Linked DNA regions of Homo sapiens: region 2 is linked to region 1. The links are chromatin loops, found by intact Hi-C in ENCODE. Cell type or tissue: heart right ventricle. All regions are shown on one strand.

What was found. Peaks named below come from ENCODE experiments on the same cell type or tissue, not always from the same donor. Only the 100,000 strongest peaks of a DNase experiment are listed, where the experiment ranks them.
Region 2: a loop joins it to region 1, with 2.1 times the contacts of the local background. A loop is called at or near these places in 19 of 110 quality-filtered maps.

The regions. Positions count from the first base shown.
Region 1 is chr12:93,613,998-93,616,497 of GRCh38, forward strand. It overlaps a transcript of SOCS2 not described here. Among named protein-coding and RNA genes, the nearest start is that of SOCS2, 43 kb to the left of the region's middle. In heart right ventricle, no CTCF peak of the experiment used is centred here; no DNase peak of the experiment used is centred here; H3K27ac peaks cover 989 bases.
Region 2 is chr12:93,664,050-93,666,549 of GRCh38, forward strand. No RefSeq gene overlaps it. Among named protein-coding and RNA genes, the nearest start is that of CRADD, 12 kb to the right of the region's middle. In heart right ventricle, no CTCF peak of the experiment used is centred here; no DNase peak of the experiment used is centred here.

The DNA.
Region 1 (2,500 bases):
TGGCAAAGGTCCTTGTTAGCCCACATGATTAGGAATCCACTTTACTTGGAATGGACTGAGAATGTCAAACTTCTAGGTTAACCAGCCATTTTTTTTTTTTCATTGATTCATTGATACATGACAGACTTGGAAGCCACTCGCTCTCTCAACCAGGGTTTTGGGTTGATCAAGTAGATGTTATTGTCACAGCTCAATGAATACTTCTTATTTCTCATCTGCCTAAGGCAGCCCTGGTGTTCAAACATATCCTTGTTTTTCCTCCAAACACACGATGCTCTGAGAATTTACACCATTAGGAATAATCTCCTACCCTCAACTCTGGGTGTATAGGGATTCAAGATTTCCTTTGTATATAGCAATTTTCCTTCTTTCTTTCTTTCTTTCTTTCTTTCTTTCTTTCTTTCTTTCTTTCTTTCTTTCTTCCTTTCTTTCCCTTCCTTCCTTCCTTCCTTCCTTCCTTCCTTCCTTCCTTCCTTCCTTCCTTTCCTTCCTTCCTTCCTTCCTTCCTTCCTTCCTTCCTTCCTTCCTTCCTTCCTTCCTTCCTTCTTTCTTTCTTTCTTTCTTTCTTTCTTTCTTTCTTTCTTTCTTTCTTTCTTTCTTTCTTTCTTTCTTTCTTTCTTTCTTTCTTTCTTTCTTTTGATGGAGTCTGGCTCTAATGCCCAGGCTGGAGTGCAGTGGTGTGATCTCAGCCCACTGCTACCTCTGCCTCCTGGGTTCAAGCGATTCTCCTGCCTCAGACCCCGAGCAGCTGGCATTACAGGCGCCTGCCACCATGCCTGGCAAATCTTTCTATTTTAGTAGGGATGGGGTTTCACCATGTTGGCTAGGCTGGTCTTGAACTCCCGACCTCAGGTGATCCATCCGCCTCGGCCTCCCAAAGTGTTGGGATTACAGGCATGAGCCACAGCGCCCGGCGCCTTGTATGTAGCAATTTTCTATTTAAAAAAAAAAAAAAAAGACAGACTGATAAGGGTCATTGAGCAGCCGGCAAAGGATCCTAGGGAGAAATTGTCATTGCCACTTAATTTTCCAGGCCCTGTTTGGGATCTCCTTCTTTGGGATGACTTCTCTGAATCTCTCCTTATCTCCTCATGCCTTAACCCTCTCCCCCACTGGGATAGGTGCCCCTTTTCTGAGCTGCCTTATCATCCTGCCTCTGCCCTTGCTTGACATTCTGAATTGTTCATCAGTGATCTACTTGTCTGCACCCACCTCAAGACTGTTGTTTTAGAGAGCAAGGACTTTTTTTGGTTCATTGTTCATTCCCAGAGTCTAGTACAGCTCTTGAGATGTAAGAATTACATCATAATTGTTGGTTGAGTTTATCAATGAATAGATGCTTCAGATTCCATCCGTTTCTCTCCACTGGCACCAATCTCTCTGGCTTGTTTTCCTGTGACATTCCTGGGCAGGGATCCTGCAGAGTAGATAGAAAAGGCCTGTGTCTATCATGGAACTTGTCCCTCCCAATTGGCTTGTACAGGCAGTTATGTCACTACAGATCCTCATTTTAATTGGATTAAGGTATTCTCCTCTGAGAAGTGAAAACAGCATATAATTTACAAGGGATATTAGGTGGAGTTATAAAGTGTGAAAGTATTTGTTCTGTTTTGTTTGAGACAGAGTCTCGATCTGTCACCCAGGCTGGAGTGCAGTGGCACCATGTCATCTCACTACAACCTCCACCTCCTGGGTTCAAGCGATTCTTATGCCTCAACCTCTGAAGTAGCTGGAATTACAGGCATGAGCCACCATGTTCAGCTAATTTTTGTATTTTTAGTAGAGACAGGGTTTCACCATGTTGACCAGGCTGGTCTCAAACTCCTGCCTTCAAGTGATCCTCCCGCCTCGGCCTCCCAAAGTGTTGGGATTACAGGTGTAAGCCACTGAGCCTGGCCTAGAGTGTGAAAGTAGAAAGGACCTTAGAGGTTACAGGATCCATCCCTCTTATTTTACAGATAAACCAGGCTCAGAGGTGGAAAGATTTGTCCAAGCTCTCATGATTAATTCATGGCTAAGGAAGATATCCATTGCTTTAGCCTGCCTCAGGCCCTGTGGGGAATCAGCCCTTCCCACTCTTGGTCCTAGCATTTTGGCTGGTGCTGACTTTACTCCCAAATCCAGGATGAGCATGAGAACTAGGCCTCTTCAATCAGAGCACCAGGACTTATGTTCCCAGAAGGCCAATCAAAGCCAGTGAGACATGATTTCAGGACATTGGAAAGAGAAGTTTATGTGCTCCATTGGGGTTGCTGAGAGGATGAGATTCAAGCTTGAGACTGTAGACAGCCATCTTGTCACCAGAGGCAGACAGCCAAGGGAAGCAGTACCAAGAGATGGAGAGAATGAAATCCAGTTTTCTTGGTTTGGCACTGAGGTCTCTCATAATGACATCATTGGAGACCCTGATACAACCATGCCTGACCTCTGATCTCTGTAGGAGCTAATTAATTACTGGGGTTTCTGTTTATTTCTTGCTCAGTCAAGTTTCTGTCACTTT
Region 2 (2,500 bases), 50 kb after region 1:
TCTTTGATGTCAAATAATTCCTGCATTGAGAGGTGGGATATATTTCCCGCCTCCTTGGACCTGAGCTGTGACTTCTTTAACAAGTAGAGTATGACAGTTTCAGGCCTAGGCTTGCAAGAATACCAGCAGCTTCTTCCTTGTTCCCTTGGAGCCCTGAGCTGCCAAGTAAGGCATTAGACTACTGTATTAGTCTGTTCTCACACTGCTGATAAAGACATACCCGAGACTAGGTGATTTATAAAGAAAAAGAGGTTTAATGGACTCACAGTTCCATGTGGCTGGGGAGACTTCACAATCATGGTGGAAGGCGAAAGGCGCATCTTACATGGTGGCAGACAAGAGAGAATGAGAGCCAAGCAAACGGGGAAACCGCTTATAAAACCATCAGATCTCGTGAGACTTATTCACTACCACGAGAACAATATGGGGGAACCTTCCCCTATGATTCAGTTATCTCCCACTGCATCCCTCCCACAACAGATGGAATTATGGGAGCTACAATTCAAGATGAGATTTGGGTGGGGACACAGTCAAACCATGTCAACTACCCTGCTGGAGAGGGCAGGTGAAGTGCCCTGAGACTACATGGATAATGAGAGGAGTCTTGCTGAGCTCAGCCTTTCATTGTCCTTGCCAAAAAGCCAAGCTTGGGAATGAAGCCAGATGAACCATCAGATGACTACCACCAAGTAACACCAGTCAACACCATATCGAGCAGAAGAGTCACCCAGCCAAACCCTGACCACATTTCCAACCTGCAAAGTTGTGAAATATAGTAACTTTGTTGTTGTTTGAAGCCACTAAATTCTGGGGCAGTTTGTTATGAAGCAATGGATAGCCCTGCACTTTAAACCATTGCTGACAGAGATGGAAAATGACCTAACATGAGTAAAGCCGTCAGACATGGACTCATGTAGAACTACAAAGTGTAAGAAAGAAAAGCAAAACCAGGACAATGCAGATGAGGACCAGATTAGAACAGGCCACTCCTGAGTTAGGGTGTCTCCCAAAACCCAGTGAGAAGACACAAGAAGTCAACATCAGAATCACACTATTTTTACAACTATACAGCAAAATTGTTAAGAGTGCAGGGTATGCAGTCAGGCCAACTTGGCGTTAGAGCCCAGTGCCACCATTACTGGCTGCATGCTTAGAAGAGAAACTTGACCATGCTAAGATCCAATTTACTCTAGGGCATGTAGTAGTACCTGTCTGTTGTGAAGATTAAATCAGATAATCTGCATACAAGTGCTTTATCAGAATACCTGGCTATGCAGGTTCTAGGTCTGCTTGACCTTGAATGTATGCCTTGTCTTTCCCCTGACTTGCTCTGCATGCCGAGTTTCCTGGGCTGTGTGTTGTCTGATTTCCAGTTGGGTTCAGCCAAGAGGAGGCAACAGCAAAATATTGGAGAGCCAAGGAAGAGAGAGAAGCCTAGCTGTTATACCCTGAATCTCTTCTAGCCTTTTGTTGTTGTTCATTTTGTATCTGTTTTCTTCTGACTTTTGTTTTCCTCATCAACCTTTTTTTTCTCTCTTTTTTTTCCTGAAGGTATAGTTCATTGCCTATCCTAGCTCTATACAAGATGGTCTCCAATTCAGCTTCCCAACCTCCATGAGTCCAGGGCTTTACTTCCAGCCTTCCTCTCCCCCTACTCCCACTCTGCTACCCACTTCACCCACTGCTGCTAAATTTTTAGCCCTATAATTTGTAGGTGAGTATCAGGTGTACAAGGCTCAGCCACCTCCCTGGACTCATGCACCCACTCTGGTCATGGCCTCAGAGCAATTTTCTTATTTTTTGTAGGCTTATGCATTCATAAAAGAGTAACTTTTATATTTTATCTTGCATTTTTAACATTGTGTAGCATTAGGTTGCAGGATCTCTTATCCACCATGTTGCCAGAGATGTTGAAACTATTTTTTATAGTATTAAGCATTTAGTAAACTCTATTATGTTTTTCCAGGCTTTTGGTCATTTTGATAAATTTCTTCTTTATTTGTAAAAGTTTCTGCTATCGTTTGAATATTTGTGTTCCATCAAAATTCCTATGTTGAAATTGAATCCCCAATGTGATGGTATTAGGAGGTGGAGCCTTTGGGAGGTGATTAGGTCATGAGGGCGGAGCCCTCATGGAGGGGATTAGTGTCCTTATAAAAGAAGTCCCAGAGAACTAGTTCATCCCCTCTACCATGTAAAGACACAGTAAGAAGGTGACATCTCTGAGCCAGACAGCAGGCCTTCCCCAGACACCAAATCTGCCAGTGCCTTAATCTTGAACTTCTCAGCCTCTAGACATGTGTGAAATTAAATTTTTGTTATTTACAAGTCATCAAGTTCATGATATTTTGTTATAGCTGTCCAAATGAACTAAGATAGCTCCAAATTAAAATAAATGCTTTATATATAATTAAAAGGAGTTATCTCAAGCAGGCAGATGCTTGCAGTCATTTTTCTGTTGTCTGGGGTAGCTGTTGGAATTCTGGGTGACATGGCTCTT